Linked DNA regions of Homo sapiens: all the other regions are linked to region 3. The links are chromatin contacts, found by Hi-C or POLR2A ChIA-PET in ENCODE. All regions are on one chromosome and are shown on one strand. The core of a region is the stretch at or near the end of the contact, and the rest is flanking DNA. Distances in the headings are between cores, read along the strand shown. Region 1 holds the start of ZNF322 (zinc finger protein 322). Region 2 holds the start of ZSCAN31 (zinc finger and SCAN domain containing 31). Region 3 holds the start of ZNF184 (zinc finger protein 184). Region 4 holds the start of ZSCAN26 (zinc finger and SCAN domain containing 26). Region 5 has its middle 2.9 kb from the start of TRA-CGC1-1. Region 6 holds the start of ZSCAN12 (zinc finger and SCAN domain containing 12). Region 7 holds the start of ZSCAN9 (zinc finger and SCAN domain containing 9).

Region 1 (2,700 bases), core at 38-2,537, 810 kb after region 3:
CAATGTATCCTGAAAGAAAAGGTTGAACAGTTCAATTCTACACATATTCAGACCTTGTTATATGCAGTGCAGAGATCAGAATCCAACTTGCTTAATTTTTATTCCAATAATTTTACACAATACACTCACCACTATTGAGGTAGCCATAAGTATAGTGACTGCAAGCACAGAATCTGGCATCAGACTGTTCACATTACAGCTTCATCAGTAATATGTGATCCTGGGCAAGCTACTTAATCTCTCTGTGCACCAGTTTCCTCCTAAAAGAATACATATCTCACACGATTTTTGTTACAACTGAATGAGACAATAGTGTAAAGTTATTAGAACAGTGTTTGATACATGCTACACACTCAAAATGTTATTATTCAAAATATTAAGACAACCCTGAGTGGAATATTTTGACCTTGAAAGTTTCATTAAAAATAAACATGAAAGTAGAATAAGCTGTAGACCCTCTGCGGAAGAATTCCACTAGTAGGAACATGATTAGTTAATACTGAATACGTGTCTCAGAGACTGCGCTCCCCAATTACTAAACCTCAGCAACTGGCTCACAATCCAAGTCCTTGGCCAGGCTGCCCAGGGTTTAGTTTTCCATATTCCTACTACTCATCTTTTCCCTTTGATAGCTGAGGACATTTAAAAACTGTTTTTTGTTGGTTTGTTTTTTTTAATTTAACAATTGAGCTGGGAGAATACCCAGTGTTCAACCTAAAGAACTGAGTTCTGTTCCAGCCCCACCACTAGGTGATTTACTCTTAGCTGATTCCAAATCAGAAACATAATCAGCAAGGACTGGGGAACCTCCCACAGTACTTTCTCTCGCTGCTGTTTTCTCCACCCACACAAGTCCACCACTTTTAAAAGCATTTCTTCCATCTCGCTGGCCACATCTTCGTGGATGACAGCGCTGCCACTGTGCTTCAGAATCCTCTATCTCTCCCAGATCTTTCCTGGTGTTTCTCTCAGGGTCAGTGGCATCTAATCTTTGTGACTCTACTCCTGGTTTGAGTCCTCGGTTAACAGCCTTGGGGAAACTGTAACATAAACTGCAACGCTGTTGGTGCCGTTTCTTCTTAGACAGGGTGGCAGCGATCGCCTCCCCCCGCAGCCGGCCTTCCACTGCGCCAGCAAGACCCCCTCCCACCAAAACGCCGAGGGCTCCCAGAGCGCAGGCGCCCCGGGCCCCGCCCCTTTCCGAAGACTCGGCTCCTATTGGCCCAGGGGCCGGGGTTGGAACGCCCTAGTGGCCGGAGAGGGGTGATCATGTGACTTGCGGGGGTGGGGCTGCGCCGGCCTCTTCCCAGCCAGCTTGAAAGGGTTTGCGTAGCCGGCCTTGTGGGCCCTTGAAGCGCTCTGTTAAAGCGCTCTGTGGGCGGCCTGGCCCCAACTCCTCTAGTCTAGGCGCACGAAGGGAGTTGCTCCTAGGTCTTGTCCGTGCCGGGTTCGCTTTTCTTTCCTTCCCGAAGCCTGGCCCTTAGATCTACTATCGCAGAGTCTGCGGCCGCCAGGAAGCCCAGATTCGAGTGTCCGGAGAGTAACCGGAAGTGCTGTCCCCAGGCCTAGGGGCGGCGCCGGCGGCTGCCAGGGTAAGCGCGGCCTGCGGGGCCCAGGGGTGGGATGGGTGCGCGGTGGGACCCAAGACCCACGGCCACAGTCGAGTGGGAGCAGCCCCTGTTCCTGGACACTGAGCATGGTCTGGTCTCCGCTGACGGCGGACGGAGGACTGAAAGATGGTCAATGAAAAGTTGAAAGAAGAGAACCTTAGTACGGTAGTTCCTAGAGATAGTAAACACTGCAAGGCACTTTTCAAAGCAATATAATCTTTCATATATATCGAGGAAAAAAAGGACCTTGAATGGATTTTTCGCTTCATCTTCAGTGCAGAAATTAGTTATGTTGCAGTTGAATCTATCTGCAGAAAAATCTGGTTTGTTTAATCTTCCTATAACCATTTCTTTTTGGAAAATGGAATTACAGATAACTTTATATTATATACACTTATCACATGCACTTTGGGGTTTGTAGTGGTAGACGAATGGGTCTTTGATCTTAGGAGTTGAGATAATACAAACAAAAACAATTAGCAGAAGGAGAAAAAACAAACGAAAAACGAGGCTTAGGGCTTTGTTATGAAGTTACAGTTAGTAATAGAAAGATTCTTGACATTTTGTCTAGAGCTGGTCGGAACTGATGGCTACCAGTGGCAGGTACTTCCTGCAGGAGAAACAGTGTAAGCAAAGATGGGAAGAGGTAAGCTATGGTTGAAGGATGCTCACTAGAATGGAGAGGAAATGGGACCAGTTTTCTAGGCCAGCTCTAGAAAAATTATGAATTATAAATTTCACAAGGTCATCGTCTACATTATTGATTTTTCCTCTAGGAGAGGCAAGAATTGAGTGTTGTGAATAGTTCTGAACTAGAGACCTTTTGAAACCAAAAGGAAGATGGTCTTGAGTCTTTCTTGTTACGGTAAGTGGTATACCAGGCTCTGTTTCTGTATAAATGTGGATGGGGGTGTGGGGTGGGGCAGGGTGAAAGACAGGAAAGTATGGGAGAAGATATATGGAAAAAGAGAATGCCCCTTTCTTAGCTCCTAAGATAGCAGAGTGATAAAACTGAGCCCTATCCTACCAACTTAAGGCTATTTTCTACTCCTTTTCAACATGCATGCATATTCACATTAGGCTTGCAGTA
Region 2 (2,700 bases), core at 54-2,553, 860 kb before region 3:
TAGTAGTCTCCTAGCTGGTCTCCCTGCCTGTAGTCTCATTTCCTTACAGTCCATCCCCACATGGCTGCCAAGATAACATTTCTAGATGTAAATTTGATCAGACTGCTCAAATTCCTTGGTTAGGGATCCAAAAAAAGTAAGAGCTGGTGCCCCTGCCACATATACCACTCTCCAGTCATGCTGATCAGCCCAGTTCTTTGGATGTACCAAAGGATTTCACCCCAGTTCTGCTTTTGTACATTTGATTCCCTCTCCCAGAAATTTATTTCCTTTGCTCCTTTTCCAGTGTACACTGGCAGATTCCTGCTGAGTCTTGTTTTGCCCCATTAGTTTTCCTCTCTCTTCCACGCCACGAATTCAAACTAATACATACATTTATTTCCTACATACGTACTTAGCATGTTCCAGAGGCTATTCTCATCGATTTACAAGCACTTATTTTATTTTACTTCATTTCACATGCACGTCTGTTTTACGCAGTTACTTGTTTACACGCTCTTCTTCTAGACTTTGGGATTCCAGAAGACAGAGGTTTGAGTGTAAAACACAAAATAACAAAACCACAACAAAAACAACTCTGTATTCTCGTCCCCACCATTACCATCTCTCCTTTGTGATGTCAAAGAGACCAGAGGAAGTGGACAGACTCGGGGAAGAATAGGTAAGTATTAGAGACAGAAAAAGTATGAAGTCCCTTCTGTGAGGACTAACAATAGTGATGCCATTTTACAACCTTGATGACTGTGTTCTCAAGAAACAAAGCAAATGTCAACCCCGTCCATAGCTTCAACAGAGCATAACAGCTCTAACCGCAACAGAGCCTAACGGCCCTAACCACATCTGTCCCCAGTTGGAAAGTGTCCAAACAGTTCCAACTAGCCAGCACTTCCCCAACCCCTCCCCAACAGAAACTTTATTATAAAAGCCTCAGCTTGTAAGCGATCAGGATCTCAGCCAGATTCCTAACTGGAACTCTTCGCAGGCTTTTCCTGTAAATAAACCTGTTTGGCCGTGGAATTGCCTCCTGTTACTCGCTCTCTACGTTTATATCTTCCTAACACCTTCCGGCTCTAATGTTTTGGGTCTCGATGACCATCTAACTCCTAAATGCTGGGGGCCGCTCCCCATAGAAATGCCTCGCCGGATTTCTCCGCCTCGCACCCAGTGGGACTGGGATTTTTGGCCCCGGGGTTTGCAATAAGGGAGTCACCAAGCAGCAGCCACCTCTGGAATTCCTAGAAAGGAAAGAGTTGCCTGGCTTCAGCCAGTGGGCTCAGAACGGCTGACGCATTTCCGGCCTTTGCGGTTGATCGGTCATTGGGGTGCTGCAGCCCCGCCACCTGTTCCGTAGCTTGCCGGTGCCCCGAAGGTGAGTCTTGGCCCCTTGTCGCGACCCGCCAGGTTCCCAGAAGATTTCAGGTCTGTGCCTTGGAGTAGGCGGGGAGGGAACGTCTGCGCAGGCGTGACCCCCGCCCCTACACATTCACTGGCCTGAAGCCCCCGTGGAGTAGGTGGAGGTCCCGCCCCTTATCCTGAAGATTAAACAGCCTTTCTTTGTCTGAGATAACGCCCGGAGTTCTTTGTCCTGCCTCCAAGACGATAAAGGAGCGCAGACACAAAGGTGAGGTTAGAGCGAAAGTTTAATAAGCGAAAGGAAAAAGCTCTCTGCCAGCAGAGAAGGGGTCCCGACCGGGAGTACCCATTATGGGGCCCGTTCTGGGGTTTTTATGGACTGGAAAGGAGAGGGAATGCGCTTAGTCTGCGGGCTGTCCTGGCGAACGCTTGACTCAGCTTGGTCCGGGACCAATCAGGAGCTGAAATGATGATTCATAGCTGCTGCTTAGCTTGGCCCAGGACCTATCAGAAGCCGAAGTGAAAGTTTGGCCCCGGACCAATCAGGGGCTGAGGTGATGATTCACAGAAGCTGGGCTTATAGTCCTAATAAAGGAAAGTAGAGCGCCTGCCGGAACCTACCAGAACCCACCGTGTCCATACCCACAAAAGGAGAAGAAACTTTTCCTGGGAACCTGCTGACTATACAAAGGACAAAGGCATTATGTGTCAGGCCTTGTTCCCTTATCTGAGTGAGCTGGAGGTTCTGTGCAAGTTTTTATCCAAATGGGCCCGAGGTTTTTCTATCTATGCAGCCGTGGGCATATCTCTAGGCACAACACCCTGTGCTAGTTCCCTTATCGGTGCCTGCAACCTGATTTTTTCCCCAGGCTTAGTTTTATGTTATGTGGGGATAAGACACTAAATCATGGGCGGGGGCAGGCTCTCCAGGGACCCTTCCCTTGCTATCCACCTAAGGCAAGCTAGGTAGCCCTTTCACAGGGTGGTGGGAGAGACCCCTAGAGAGGTCGGAGCTTTGCGGCGAAACCGAGGTCCAGAGGTAGAGAAGGGTCTCTCCCTGTCAAAAGCCTTATTTCCTATATACACGTAATTTTTATTTAATAAGTCAACATTATGCAATGTTTGTCGCATATGTTTTCTTTAAATATTGTAAAAACCACCAACCTCATAACTTGTCACCTCTAGTTTCTAATGCATCTCTAAAAATTGGGGACATTTCCCTACATAACCACAAGATTATTAGCACACCCAACTAAGTGTAGGCGCTTCACCTAACACCTAGTTCATGTTTAAATCCTTCCACCCCCTGTTGTCCCACAGATGTCTTTTATACCTGTTTGTACCAAC
Region 3 (2,700 bases), core at 74-2,573:
ACAGTCTGAGAGACTTGACCTTGGCCCCTTATCCAAATGCTGGGGATGCACGCCAGCATAATAAAATGCAAGTGCCATGTCTTAAATATAAAAACCTACCGATTTGTTGGATTCTTTTTTTCTGCCAAGGACACAGTGACAGACTGGCCATGGGCTACACTTGCAGCTATGTGCTCGCTGACACAGGCATATAAAATGCTTTACTAAGTGGCAAAACATGGGAATATTATCTCCGGGTTTCCTTAAGCATTAGAAAAACATGTTGGGGCCGGGCGCAGTGGCTCACGCCTGCAATCCCAGCACTTTGGGAGGCCGAGGCGGGCGGATCACTTGAGGTCAGGAGTTCGAGACCAGCCTGGCCAACATGGTGACCCCCTCGTCTCTACTAAAAATACAAAAATTAGCCGGGGATGGTGGTGCATGCCTGTAATCCCAGCTACTCGGGAGGCTGAGGCAGGAGAATCGCTTGAACCCGGGAGGTGGAGGTTGCAGCGAGCCGAGATCGCGCCATTGCACTCCAGCCTGAGCAACAGAGCTAGATTCCGTCTCAAAAAAAAAAAAAAAAAAAAAAAAGTTGGTCGCCACTCATTTGAGAGTCGTGAAAACAATTTTAATGGGTAACTACCAGTATTTTCAAAACGACAAAAGAGTAGAACAGAAAATAGAAGGTAGAACATGTAATAAAGGTAACGATTGTTTGCGTTTTAAAACTGTGTGTAGACGTGTATTTCTTTTTTTTCTTTTCTTTCTTTCTTTTTTTTTTTTTTGTTGTTTTGTTTTTTTGAGACGGAGTCTCGCTCTGCCGCCCAGGCTGGAGTGCAGTGGCGCGATCTCGGCTGACTGCAACCTCTTCCTCCCGGGTTCAAGCGATTCTTCTGCCTCTGCCTCCTGAGTAGCTACAGGCGCGCGCCACCACGCCCGGCTAATTTTTGTATTTTTAGTAGAGACGGGGTGTCACCATATTGGCCAGGCTGAGTCTCGAACTCCTGACCTAGTGATCCACCCACCTCGGCCTCCCAAAGTGCTCAGATTACAGACGTGAGCCACTGCGCTCGGTCAGTAGACGTGCATTTCTTATAATCAGTTCAGTCAGACAAGTTTACAATGCACACGCATACCTGAAACAGGAGCAAAAGACTGGCGGCGAAAATGTGCGGCCCATCGCAGGGCGAAAGTACACGTTAGCTAAAGCCTCTGGGAAATGAAGTTCAGGAACACCTTCGCGGAGTGTTCTGGGAACGCTGGTCCAGTGTGCCCGCCCGGCGCCGGCGTGCGGGGCGGGGCTCGCTCGTAACGACCGGAAGTGACCGTTGAAGCCGGTTGTAGGCGTGGAAAGAGGTTGGCGCGCTGGAAGTCCAGTTGCTTCGGCTCCCTGCGTTAGGTCTGGTGGCGGTCAATGCGCTTCCGGACCCGGGATCAGAGTGTGTGGATCGCTATAGGGGGAGGGGAGCTCAGGTATCACCATGGCAACAGCCAGCCCTCCGGACTCGTGACGTCACCCTTCTGATTTCGCGCTTAGAGGCCTCTGCAGGAGAAAGCTGGGGAGTCCTCGAAGGGGGCGCACCTCGCCTCCTTCTGTGCGGGGCGGTCCCGCCCTGATCCCTTGGAGGGCTTTGTTCTTTTGTTCTGGCCTAAGGGGAAGTCGGGTGCCGGGCCCCGCCCTGTTTGTCCACCTTCCAGCTTTAACGCTCTGCAACAGGTGTGTCTTCGTGTTATCCGAGCTCGCAGGGGTGTGAGTCACAAGTGTGCACAGAGGGAACACACCAGGTCTGTGGATGCCCCGGCCAGATTCTAGGGTGGGCACCAAGGGTTTTTTGGATCTGAAGCAGAACCCGCGTACCCGATCTCCACTCTGTTTTGTTCATCGGAGTGCCACACACCTCTCTAGTGCTCTCTTGGGGCACTTCTCTTGTGTAGCACCTCTTGGTCACTTTGCAAGACTCTGATGTGTGATTGTGTGACGTATGCTGCTGACGCCATCCTGTGTCTTTTAGGGTAGACAACCTCAGCGTGTTGCAGATTCCCTGCAAGGGGAGTTAGACATCTGAGTCCTAGACCGAGATACCAGCTGAAGGAACGCTGCCTGGCGAACCCTGGTGTTCAAGTTCCAGAGGAACGGGATGAGCTCCTGAGATGGAAGGTAGTGGGGTCGACTTGGGGGAGAGCGGGGTGATGGAGGCTTGAGAACAGTCATGACTGGAGTATCAAATACTTGAGATCAGAGCAGGAGATTTGGAAGGAAGGAACGGTATGCTTAGGGATTAGCAAAGAAACCGAATTACATTGTAGGGAGAGATTCTGTTTTATAGAGAGATACTTGGGAGAGGAGTTTATTTTTTTCTTTCGTTCCATTGGGGAATGAAAAGACATAATCATTCAGAATATCTGTGATCCCCACATGACTTCTGAATATTAAATATTAAAATTATAATCTTGAAGTCAGAAGACATCTTGGCAATTATCCCTTCAATGAAAGAGTCAGTTTTGAAATCTCCTTGGCAGACGGCTGTCTGTCAACCCTATGCCCGAACTAGTGTGGCATTAAACTCGCCATTTTGGGTGCAGACTATTCCCTTGTTGGCTTTCTTTTTTAGTTTCTTATATTAAACAGATGTACTTGTCCCTGTAACTTTTGTGTTGATCTTAGTTCTTAGTCCTCCAAAGAAAAGGAAACTGTCTGTTCTTTCTTTCACACTGCTG
Region 4 (2,700 bases), core at 146-2,645, 790 kb before region 3:
ATCTATTTTCCACACGCAAACAGTGATCATTCTAAGGAGGATATGAAATATTATTATGTCCCTGCTATGCCTGTTACATATAATGGCTGATTATTACCCTTAGGATCAAGTTCAAAACATTTAATATGGTTTACATTGTTTTTTGATCTAATAAAGTACTTTATTTCATCAAATTTGCAATACTCCTTCTTGCTCCTTGGCCCTTCCACAGCTTATTCCTTCTGCTTGGACCACCCTCCAACCCTCCAATTTTCTTCTTGTTAATGCCCACTCACACTTCATGTCTCAGCATAATAAAACAATGAGCCAGGACAACTATACTACATGTTTCACATATATTAATTATTTAACCCTCACACAACCCTATAAAGAAGACACTATTCCTAATTTCTTCGTGCAGAGAAGGAAATTGAGACGGGGAGAGTTGAAGAACTTACACGAGGTACCAAAGCTAAACCTCAGATCTTTTCTCCAGTATCTCTTGCACCCACAGGCCCAAAACCTTGGATTTATATTTGCCTTCTTACTGTCACACCCTACATCTGACCCAGTAGCAAATATTATTGTCTCTATTTTCAAAGCAGATCATAATCTGATCACTGGCTCAAGATATCCTTATCTCCCACCTGAATTACTTGGAATTTTAAAAAATTACTCTTAACTTTTAAGTTTTCTTGATTCCATTCTTGCCCACTTACAATCTATTATCATCATGAGTCTCCAAGTAAAGAAGCTTTAAAACATAAGTCAGATCATGTTTTCTTCTGCTCAAAATCCTCCAAAAACACACACCAAAAAAAGACAAAATTCCTTACACGATACAGTTCTCATTTCCTCTACACTCTTCCTCTCCATACCCCAATCTCTCTGACATCATTCCCTACAAAGGTCGCCTTTGTTCACTGCTCCAACCGCTCTGGTCTCCCCGTTATTCCTCAAATATGCCAAGCAAGCTCCTGCTTTAAGACCTTTGCACTTGCTATTCCCTCTACCTAGAAAGTTCCTGACCGCAAAAGCCACTTAGGTCTTTCCACCCACCTCCTTCAGATTTCTGCTCAAATATTACCTTCTCGGTGGCGCCTACCTTTAATATCTACTTAAAATTGCGCTGAATGGATGAAAAATATGCAGCAGAAGGTTGTACTCTGTTTACCAGATCCACAGCTTCATCACTCTCATAGGCCCCAGGGCCGACACCTCCGCTACGGACCCCGCCCCCTCGGTCGAGGGAAGATTCTCTGCACCCGCCGGGAAGCAGCTGCTCCCTAGGCCCCTAGGCCGCAGTTCCGCCCCAGCCCGGGGCCCAGCTCCAGGGTCCGCTCACCTGGTCAAGGGGCCTCAGAGGACCCAAACGCTCTGAAACAGCGTCTTAGCTCATCGCCGAGTGTCAGCTCTAGCTCTTCGGAGCGCTTTCTTCTCCGCTCTAGGAACGCTGGAGGACCTTGGCTCGATGGTGCTGCCGCTTAGGCATCGCAGAAGGAGACTAACATGGGTGCTGCCTGCTGAGGACGGCTGGGAGGGTCATTTCGTTGTGAGCTAAGATTGTTGGGGTTTTTTTTTTGTTTCTGTTTTTGTTTTTGTTTTCTCATTTTAAAGTGGATGTTTATTTTATTCATGTAAAAACAGGCCAGCTCCGTTGAGTGTTATCACAAACAGCCAACATTTTCACTTTGCTCACATAAATAAAACACACATACTTCGCCATTTTTCGCAATTTAGAAATTCATCAAACACAATGGCAAAAATAATTGTCAAAGTATTTCGAAAATTAAACTAAACAATGGACATACGTTTGGATTGAAAGGTTTAAGGTAAGAAGAAATTAGGGCTATTACTGTGAGAGAAAATAAATCAACAACACTTTGCAATCAATGTAAGTTTCAGGGGGAATAAAAGCAACAGATATCACTTTATCAAAATAAATTCTACAACAGAGAACAGAAATAGTCTCTCTTGCCCACAGTATCACAAACTGGGTTTTTATAGTTTTTGAATAAGATAAACTCTTTGAATGCTTATACATTGCTAGTGGGAATGTAAATTAGTTCTGCCACTGTGGAAAGCAATTTGGAAATTTCTTAAGGAACTTAAAACAGAGCTCTCATTTGACCCAGCAATTCCATTATTGGGTATATACCCAGAGGAATATACTGTTCTACCATAAAGACCATGCATGTGTATGTTCATCACAGCACTTTTCACAATAGCAGAAACATGGAATCAACCTAGATGCCCATCAGTGGTGGACTGGAAAAAGAAAATGTGGTACATAACACCATGGAATATCATGCAGCTAAAAGAATGAGATCATGTCCTTTGCAGCAACATGGATGCAGCTGGAGGCCATTTATCCTAAGCCAATTAACACAGGAACAGAAAACCAAATACTGCATGTTCTTACTTATAAGTGGGTGCTAAACATTCAGTAAACATGAACACAAATGGGAACAACAGACACAAGGACTTCTTGAGGGTGGAGGGTGAGAGGAAGGTGAAGATTGAAAAGTTACCTATAAGGTACTATGCTACCACTTTGGTGACAAAATCATTTGTACACCAAACCCCAGCAGTATGCACTTTATTCATGTAACATACCTGCACATGTACCCACTGAACCTAAAACAAAAGTTGGAAGAAAGAAAAAAAAACCTTTAAAAAATCTGAACAAACTTTTGTGTTTAACTGATCAGTTGACAGAAG
Region 5 (2,700 bases), core at 43-2,542, 920 kb after region 3:
CAATAACAATGGCTACAAGTTGTTAAAGGTTAAACTCTTTCTTGAAAAGCAACAAAAATGCACAGGCTCCCTCTTTTCTCTATTAGCGTGCTCCTTTCTGATCCCCTGCTTTCCTGATCCATGGGGTTGCCCAGGTAAACAGACGTGGTTCTTCACCCAGAACTTGGGCCTAGTGGCAGTAGCTTTCATTTTTTTGGTGGTGACCTACAATTTAGTTTAGTTTACATCGTAATTCAGTCATACATATGTAACAGAAACAAAAGTTGCATGAACTATTCCTTACTCTTAACACACACACTGCATTCTGATTATTTCTGATTCTAGTCTATTCTAACTGAAATTTAACATATCTTTCACTTACTAATACAGGTAACAAACCACAATTGAAAGAGAAGTAACTACGACTCTGTCATCAAGAAAAATCACATATTTTTGGCCGGGGGTGGTGGCTCATGCCTGTAATTCCAGCACTTTGGGAGGCCGAGGCGGGCGGATCACCAGGTCAGGAGATCAAGACCATCCTGGCTAATACGGTGAAACCCCGTCTCTACTAAAAATACAAAAACAAAATTGGTGGCGGGCACCTGTAGTCCCAGCTACTCGGGAGGCTGAGGCAGGAGAATGGCGTGAACCCGGGAGGCGGAGCTTGCAGTGAGCAGAGACCACGCCACTGCACTCCAGCCTAGGCGACAGAGGGAGACTCTGTCTAAAAAAAAAGAAAAGAAAAATCACATATTTTTGTATCACAATACAGTTGTTACAAATACCCAAGACAACTGTTTGAAAATTACAGCAGTCATAAGACGGGTCTTGATGTTTAATATTTAATGCATTAATGAGAAGCACACATTACTCTATGAAATTATTTTAATCGTTTGAAAACTGTTTTGTAGTACAATTGGCTTTCTTTAAAATCCTGTGTATTTTTTAAAAGCTTTTAAAAATACAATTTTGAAAAGGGCTCCATGGGCTTCATGCTGGGGCCAGAGGGCTCCCTGGGAGCTAAAAGATGAAGAAGCCGCGGAAATTCGCCATCTGGGAGGAGACCACCGTCGGGTGCCCGCCATCCCCTTCCGCCGGAACTCCACTAAAGAGGACTAGGTGTTAGCGCTGGCGCGGGAGGCCGGAGCAAGGTCTTTAAAGGTCTAAGGTGAAATTCCGGGTGGGAGCTCAGTCAAGCCTCCCCTACCCAACTGGGAATCAGTGCGCCAACCGGAGCACGCCCCCCAGGCGACACCGAGAGGCGCGGAACTCCCAAGCCTAGAGGGCGTCGGAAGTGCATCCCAGAGCGGAGCAGCCAGAGGGGCGGGGCGTCGCGGCGCTGGGGCCGCGCCCTCGGGTATCCAGAGTACGGCTCTTCCAGGCCATGTTGATGACCCAGGGTGGAAGCCATTGGAGAGTTTTGAGAGAAGAAGGAGGTATTTTTTTTTTTTTTTTTTGAGACGGAGTTCTCACTCTATCTCCCAGGCTGGAGTGCAGTGGCACGATCACGGCTCACCGCAACCGAGGGAGGTACATTTTAGCGGGATTTCTGTGAGAGGCATTCGAACCAGAGCGACTCCATTTTGAGTGAGGGCTAGGAAAACGAGGCCGGGACTTTTGCTGGGCTGCATTCCCAGAAAGTCAGGCATTCCTAGCCTCTAGATGTTTATGGTTAAGGGAACAAATTAATAATGTTTACTAAACAGACCCAGACTTGGGAGTGTCTAGATGTCCCCATATCTGGAGAACAAAGGCATTCCAAATTTTGCTTTAAAGATAATAATATCGATTCTTACAAAATATAATAAGAAAATTAATCCTTTATCACAGACCCTTGTAGCAGAGCACATCTCCCCATACTTACAGGTATGTATCTAGGGTGGACACTTTCCTCCGCGTTTCAGGAACACCCTACTCTGTCTATGGAGTAGCTGTACTTTCACTACTTAACTTTCTTAATAAACCTGCTTTTACTTTGCACTGCGGACTCGCCCTGAATTCTTTCTTGCGGGAGAGCCAAGAACCCTCCCTTGGGGTCTGGATCGGGACCCTTTTTCTGTAACACAACAACTATTGAGAAAAGAAGGTAGTGGTGCAAGAACAGATACAGAAAAATAAGTTTCCCTCCCTCTTCTTTCCAACTCTTCCATGCTCAGTGCCTCAGATGTGAGGGTCAGAAATTTGGTTATTAAAAACTCTAGGCCGGGCGTGGTGGCTCACGCCTGTAATCCCAGCACTTTGGGAGGCCGAGGCGGGTGGATCACGAGGTCAGGAGTTCGAGACCAGCCTGGCAAAAATGGTGAAACCCTGTCTCGACTAAAACAAATACAAAAGATTAGCCAGACATGGTGGCAGGCGCCTGTAATTCCAGCCACTCGGCAGGGTGAGACAAGAGAATCACTTGAACCCGGGAGGCGGAGGTTGCAGTGAGCTGAGATCGCGCTAATGCACTCCAGCCTGGGCGACAAGAGTGAAACTCCGTCTCAAAAAAACAAACAAGCAAACAAAAAAACCTCTAGATCACCCAGGCTGATATATGTCTAAATTTATGTTTGTCTAAATGTAAAGTTAAATGAGAACAATACTACTCAGCTCATAGGGTTTTCGAAATAAAATTTTTCATGTAAATCACTGGGCACACAGTTTGGCAACAACACTTAATAATTCTCTTTTATTATAGTCAGAAACCTGATATAATTTGGTTATTCATCTTAATTT
Region 6 (2,700 bases), core at 123-2,622, 930 kb before region 3:
TTCTTTCCTTATTTTTTTTTGACAAGCAATACATTTTATTTTCATGTAGCCAGATTTATTATTTTTATGGGTTTTAGATTTTGAGTCATATGGTTAGATAATGTTTCCCTATTCCCACGTGTTAGAATTATTATTCATGTTTTCTTCTAATACATGTATAGGTGGATTTTTTATATTTAGATCTCAGATCCATTTAGAATTTATCTCTATTGTGATGTGTGGTGGGAAATACAAATCCAGTTTTACCTTTGCCAAACGGTTATCATCCCAGCACAACTTCTAAGTTCTTCATTTCCCTGTTGATATGTGGTGTCACCTTCATCATTTACTCAATATCCTTACATACCTGGATCCATTTCTGGTCTATTCTTTCTCTCTGTTAATACACTAAAATTATATGGGTATGTTCCAGTATCTGATAAGGTTGACCCTCACCATTTTTCTTTTTCATGGGTTTCCTGGCTATTCTTATTTCCCCACATGAATTTTATAATCAGTTTATCTAATTCCAGAACAATATTTGTTGATATTTTTGTTGGAATACTACAGTTGCATACGTATTTAGGGAGGACTGACCTCTTTGAGTCTTTCCAAGAACCTCATATCGCTTTCTGTTTGTTTAAATGTATACTTGGCCTTTTAGGAATGTTTTAAAGCTTTCCCCATAGAAGTTTTGTTCATTTCTTGTTAAGTTTATTCCTAGTTTCACTTTTTTGCTGCTCTTGTAAATATGGTCTTCTCTTCCATTATATCTCGTAACTCGTTATCATTGATTATTCACATATATGAAGGTCGTTGATTTTAGTGTGTTAACTTTATATCTTGCTATTTTACTAAATTATCCTTTTTTTATAGTTTTTCCATTGAACCGGGTTTTCTGACATATAATCATACATCAGCACATAAAAGAGAACATCAAAAGAATCGTGGATGGCGAAAGAGCCGGCAGAAACCAGCCGGCTGGCCCTTGAGAAGTCTGTGTGGAAGAAGTCCCTTCGCCACCGCTAAGCGCGGATTTGGGAAGGTCCCCCGGAGAACATCCCTTTGAGGCATCTCTAACCTCAGAGACACAGAATCCCAAAGTGAATGGAGACGCAAGGGATTTCCCTGTCTTAAGATCAGTTCTACAAGCCTCGACCACCCATCGGGTCGGGGGAAGTGTGGACAATGGCTGGGTAAAGAAGAGGAGAAGATAAACCCGTTCCATTTACCAGCGGGCCTGAAAGCCATCAACCTTCCTCTCACGTAGACGCGCGGAAACACTACCGAGTTGAAAGCCCCTTTCGCTCCCTTCCTAGAGCGGCCGCGGAAGTGCGCCCCGCGCGGGCTGGTTCTTAGACCCCCCGTGGCCGCTTCCGGCCTTTGTGGGTCACTTTTGATGGGTTCCGGGTCCCAAAAGGGTTCGAGGCCTCTTGCCTTCGCTCCGTAGGAGGGAGTTCTCTTCTGGCCCTGGGGGCCGCAGGTGAGCGATGTTGTGCTCTGTACGCTGCGAGCAGGTGGGCGGGAGATTGCTGTATTCCAGCTGCTGGGCCCCTCAGGCCCTGGCCGGTGCAGAGTGGACCCCGGTCCTCCCAAACCCAGGCGGATCCGCGGGAAGCTCTCCCTCCCCAAAGTGCGTTGGGACATTAGGATGAGGGTTTGGCTCCCAGTCTCTGCAGCAATTCCAGGCTGTAAGGCCCATACCTTCCGCGTTTGCTTCGGGCTGTGTATCCTTGGGTTCAGCGCTTACCGACATTTCTGGACAGTGGTGGGTCACAGACGCTCGCCGGCGTCCTAGGGACCCTTTCCTGGGCCTTCCTCACTTCAGATTATAATCACAGACCACGAGGTTAGAGGGAAGCCTTAAAGAGTAACCTCTTCAGCCTTCTCACTTTATAAATGAAGAATGAGGAGCAGAAAGATTAAGTCCCTGAAGAAATAAATTTACATGACTGTAGCTTTTGTGATTTCATGGTTTCCACCAGACATCTGGACATTCAAAAGATAAAAGTAACTAATCAAGGATGTCCTAACCTTTTGTTATTATTATTTACTTGATCTAAATGTTAGTTTTATTCCATTTGTCTTTCATTTAGGACCAAATGAGAATAAGTTTACCAACAAGTCTTACTCTTAAGTCCTGAAACAACTTGGCACCTTTCCTCAGTCTTTCTCTTTAAATTAGTCTAATCTTTTTTTTTTTTTTTGAGACGGAGTCTCGCTCTGTCGCCCAGGCTGGAGTGCAGTGGCGCGATCTCGGCTCACTGCAAGCTCCGCCTCCCGGGTTCACGCCATTCCCCTGCCTCAGCCTCCTGAGTAGCTGGGACTACAGGCGCCCGCCGTCACGCCCGGCTAATTTTTTTTTTTTTTTTTTTTTTGTATTTTTAGTAGAGACGGGGTTTCACCATGTTAGCCAGGATGGTCTCGATCTCCTGACCTCGTGATCCGCCCGACTCGGCCTCCCAAAGTGCTGGGATTACAGGCGTGAGCCACTGTGCCCGGCCTAAATCGGTCTAATCTTAAGTCTTTTCTATCAGAGTATTTTTCTGAGTAAGTATTGTACATTAATCCGGAGGTCAGATTTCAAAGGTCATAGTTAAGTTCTCAGAATTTGCAGTTTTACTTTATGGTGGAGTTTGTATTAATAATGATGGCTTATTCTTCAGGACTGTCCAGGAATACAGTTTCCAGGTGAGATCTTACTTGAAACACCGGTAGTTC
Region 7 (2,700 bases), core at 129-2,628, 750 kb before region 3:
ACCCAGACCTAGGTTTTATTCTGATCCTAATATTTACTAGTTGTGTGACCTTGTGCCAAGTTTTTAAATCTTCTTTCAATCTTGATTTCTTTATGTGAAGAAGAAATAGCAATAATGCTTCACAGAGTTCATGGAGGAAAACAGCCCATGAATTAGGGACTGCACCGATCACTCAGAAAGTCTGAATAAAAAGTTTGAACTCACTGTATAAACATCAACTTAGAGAAAGAATAAATGGAAATATTGTTACTGTCGACTAAATGAACGAACCAACATTTACTTTACTATTTACTTCAGTTTTCTTAATCTTCAAAACAACCATTTAAGGTTAGTATTATTTTCACTAAATTTACAGAAAGAAAGGCTTAGGTGGATTCCAAGTCCTGGAGCTTTCCACACCGCCCTGCTGCTACTGAAGAATAACAGTCAACACTGCACAAGTCTACAATATGCTTTCAGATACAAGACTATATTTCATCCTCACAATTACCCACTGAGGTTTTATTATAATAATTATTTCACTAGATAAGAAATGGAAGCCAGGGAAAGTTAAGTAGATTGCCCAAGGTCAACTTCTTTTTGAGGACAATCCTAAGAAGCCAAAGAAGCCCAAGGGAAAAGTTTTCTCCACAGACGCAGGAAGCACCTGAAACCCATGGGGGTGTTCCCAAAATGTGTGTCTCCAAAATGCCAGGAAGCACAGCGCAGCAGCTGAATTCCAGCTTGAAAGGCCCTATGGCAGACATCTGGGGAATCTGAATTGGGAGGTGGAGAGAAGTACAGGGAGACCCAGAATATGCCCTTTAACGGGCTCCTCAGTGATTTGTATGTATTATAAGGTTTGAGAATCAATGAACTAAGGAAAAGGGAATCGGGAACTGCTACATTCTGCGCTTGAAAACCAGTCCATTCAACGCCCCTTAATTTGCTTTCAGAATCTAGAGGTAAGAGGGTATACAGGTTCTCCATCGTGAAGGCTGCCAAAGTCTTAATTGTCCTTAACTTCCTCTCCCGGGTGTTTCTTTCCCTGAGTCCTAAGCCTGTTGTCGTTATTCACCGAGGTGACCCTTCAGCCTCGCAGTCCTCCTACAACCCTTTCTTGTACAATGTCCCCACAGCTGGGGATGACCACTCTGGTCTAGGGGACGCCCGAAGCCGCCCGGCACTGACCGCCGCCCCCTCCTCCGGCTCCCACTTCCCAGCGGCTGAGGTTCACTTTCCACACCCCTTTTCCAGCCCCACCCTCCCTGACCCGCCTCCATTCCCGGTCCCCACAGCCAACTCACGAGACCCGGAACGCGCAAGGAGGGAGAGGGGGTTACCGGCCCGGCGTTGCTAGAAGCGCGGCACGAACAATGGCCGGGCAGGGAACAAAGATGCCGACCTCTCCTCGAAGGCGGACGGAGCAGAGGCACTTCCGGGCCGGTCTAGGATTCCATGTCTCGATGTCCGGCGTTCACCTTGCTTCGGACTCAACCCCCAATTTCCTGGCGTCCAGTTCTTTTTCAGCAGTGAATCACATAATCAGAATGTCATACGTGTGTGGGCCGCACACAGGTTTTAAACGGAAAACGTTGATGAAGCATAGACCGTTAACTATTGAAAATGATGATTTTTAAAAGCATTTTTAAAATTAATACATTATTTATGGTTTAAAAACCCTCAGACAATACCAAAATTAATAAAGTAAAATGTCAAACCCCACCTACCCCTCCTTAGTCCCACTCCCCGAGGCAGCCACTGTCACCGTTAGCCTGGAATTTGTATATCATTGTGATCCTCTCTCACACACACAATGGCATTATTTTATATTTAGCCTTTTCTCCCCCGCTTATTTTAACGTTTTCACTTCATGTATCCTAAAAAGCTTTACTCATCATGTAAGTCTAACTTATTGTATGGGTGCATAACAGTCCATAAAGCAATTTATTTGTCCAGGCCCCTATGTATTCTTTATTTAGGCATCTGCCTGCGTGCTTGCCTTCTTTCCTCCCTCCCTTCCTCTTTTCCTACCTTCCTCCCTCCCTTCCTGCCTTTCTCCCATCCTCCTTTCCTTTTCTTTCTTTCTTGTTTTTGTTTTTTGTTGTTTTTTTTTTTTGCTGTAAAAGTTTTCTGGAGTTTTAGTAATAATAATACAAAATCAAACCAAAACCAATTAAATAAATTTGTCACCCAGGCTGGAGTGCAGTGGCACCATCATAGCTCACTGCAGACTGCAACTCCTGGCTCAAGCAATCCTGCCTCAGCCTCCTGAGTAGCTGGGACTACAGTCACATACCACCATGCCCAGCATTTTTTTTGGGGGAGGGGGGTAGAGACCAGGGTCTCGCTTTGTTGGCCAGGCTGGTCTCTAACTCCTGACCTCAAGTGATCCTCCCACCTCCGCCTGGCAAAGTGCTGGTACAGGCATGAGCCACCATGCCCAGCCTTAAATAAATTTTATTGGTACAAAAGAGCGTAATTGTAGGTACTGTTAGTCATTCATCAGTTTTACTATGCCAACCAGAATGATGGTGTCACGTAGATTAAACTATATTCTGTTTGTTTTAACAGAATCTTATCATTTATTTTATTAAAGCAGTAAGAAAGTATCTTGTGTGTTAATGGAGGCTCCATGATCTGTTTTAACTCCAAAACGGTAGTAGCTCGGAAAATTTCTTTATTATTTTCCTCAACCTAGCCTTCTGAGGGCATTAAATA

Evidence for each region. Hi-C counts contacts between places; a loop is a spot of excess contacts on that map. ChIA-PET counts read pairs that join two places held with the same protein, here RNA polymerase II (POLR2A). Pooled maps may share reads with other maps.
Region 1: a pooled map shows a loop between it and region 3 (8-fold over the local background). The contact joins the promoter of ZNF322 here to the promoter of ZNF184 in region 3. A Hi-C loop is called at or near these places in 8 of 50 pooled maps.
Region 2: a loop to region 3 is called in a map of CD8-positive, alpha-beta T cell, with 4 times the contacts of the local background. The contact joins the promoter of ZSCAN31 here to the promoter of ZNF184 in region 3. A Hi-C loop is called at or near these places in 3 of 168 maps with a recorded cell type or tissue (CD4-positive, alpha-beta memory T cell, CD8-positive, alpha-beta T cell and naive thymus-derived CD4-positive, alpha-beta T cell) and 15 of 50 pooled maps. POLR2A ChIA-PET finds 5 or more read pairs at or near these places in 2 of 52 experiments (CD4-positive, alpha-beta memory T cell and OCI-LY7).
Region 4: a map of gastrocnemius medialis shows a loop between it and region 3 (7-fold over the local background). The contact joins the promoter of ZSCAN26 here to the promoter of ZNF184 in region 3. A Hi-C loop is called at or near these places in 2 of 168 maps with a recorded cell type or tissue (gastrocnemius medialis and naive thymus-derived CD4-positive, alpha-beta T cell) and 11 of 50 pooled maps. POLR2A ChIA-PET finds 5 or more read pairs at or near these places in 2 of 52 experiments (CD4-positive, alpha-beta T cell and activated T-cell).
Region 5: a map of OCI-LY7 shows a loop between it and region 3 (4-fold over the local background). The contact joins the enhancer-like site here to the promoter of ZNF184 in region 3. A Hi-C loop is called at or near these places in 13 of 168 maps with a recorded cell type or tissue (B cell, CD8-positive, alpha-beta T cell, HepG2 and 10 more), 9 of 37 single-sample maps with no recorded cell type and 24 of 50 pooled maps. POLR2A ChIA-PET finds 5 or more read pairs at or near these places in 3 of 52 experiments (GM10248, GM12878 and naive thymus-derived CD4-positive, alpha-beta T cell).
Region 6: a loop to region 3 is called in a map of B cell, with 3 times the contacts of the local background. The contact joins the promoter of ZSCAN12 here to the promoter of ZNF184 in region 3. A Hi-C loop is called at or near these places in 1 of 168 maps with a recorded cell type or tissue (B cell), 1 of 37 single-sample maps with no recorded cell type and 7 of 50 pooled maps. POLR2A ChIA-PET finds 5 or more read pairs at or near these places in 2 of 52 experiments (AG04449 and PC-3).
Region 7: a map of endothelial cell of umbilical vein shows a loop between it and region 3 (3-fold over the local background). The contact joins the promoter of ZSCAN9 here to the promoter of ZNF184 in region 3. A Hi-C loop is called at or near these places in 3 of 168 maps with a recorded cell type or tissue (Right ventricle myocardium inferior, endothelial cell of umbilical vein and gastrocnemius medialis), 4 of 37 single-sample maps with no recorded cell type and 16 of 50 pooled maps.

What each region holds. Positions count from the first base shown.
Region 1 is chr6:26,658,333-26,661,032 of GRCh38, reverse strand. It overlaps ZNF322 (zinc finger protein 322), which reads left to right and starts at 1,287. Exons shown (of 4, transcript NM_024639.5): 1 at 1,287-1,592; 2 at 2,387-2,475. RefSeq lists enhancers at 877-1,076, 1,097-1,156, 856-1,356, 1,387-1,576, 1,587-1,636 and 1 more.
Region 2 is chr6:28,334,751-28,337,450 of GRCh38, reverse strand. It overlaps ZSCAN31 (zinc finger and SCAN domain containing 31), which reads left to right and starts at 1,303. Exons shown (of 4, transcript NM_030899.5): 1 at 1,303-1,369. RefSeq lists an enhancer at 1,638-1,757.
Region 3 is chr6:27,471,728-27,474,427 of GRCh38, reverse strand. ZNF184 (zinc finger protein 184) reads left to right here and starts at 1,323. Exons shown (of 6, transcript NM_001318891.2): 1 at 1,323-1,699; 2 at 1,995-2,140. The coding sequence starts at 2,134. It overlaps LOC105375001 (a long non-coding RNA gene), which reads right to left and starts at 1,304. Exons shown (of 2, transcript XR_926664.4): 1 at 1,119-1,304. RefSeq lists enhancers at 1,312-1,471, 1,532-1,631, 1,652-1,741, 2,072-2,201.
Region 4 is chr6:28,265,838-28,268,537 of GRCh38, reverse strand. It overlaps ZSCAN26 (zinc finger and SCAN domain containing 26), which reads right to left and starts at 1,395. Exons shown (of 4, transcript NM_001023560.4): 1 at 1,325-1,395. RefSeq lists enhancers at 789-1,353, 1,498-1,557.
Region 5 is chr6:26,549,208-26,551,907 of GRCh38, reverse strand. No RefSeq gene overlaps it. Among named protein-coding and RNA genes, the nearest start is that of TRA-CGC1-1, 2.9 kb to the left of the region's middle. RefSeq lists enhancers at 990-1,039, 1,024-1,558, 1,818-2,700. Within about 2 kb of position 1,292, at least 11 of the 41 ENCODE cell types and tissues checked have a DNase peak (open chromatin) inside an H3K27ac peak, as active enhancers do; they include B cell, OCI-LY7, ascending aorta and 1 more, where a contact is called at or near this core.
Region 6 is chr6:28,398,419-28,401,118 of GRCh38, reverse strand. ZSCAN12 (zinc finger and SCAN domain containing 12) reads left to right here and starts at 1,372. Exons shown (of 4, transcript NM_001163391.2): 1 at 1,372-1,462; 2 at 2,646-2,700. It overlaps LOC105374998 (a long non-coding RNA gene), which reads right to left and starts at 1,300. Exons shown (of 2, transcript XR_926659.2): 1 at 1,212-1,300. RefSeq lists an enhancer at 989-1,238 and a silencer at 2,250-2,319.
Region 7 is chr6:28,223,953-28,226,652 of GRCh38, reverse strand. ZSCAN9 (zinc finger and SCAN domain containing 9) reads right to left here and starts at 1,378. Exons shown (of 4, transcript NM_006299.5): 1 at 1,287-1,378. RefSeq lists an enhancer at 1,474-1,573.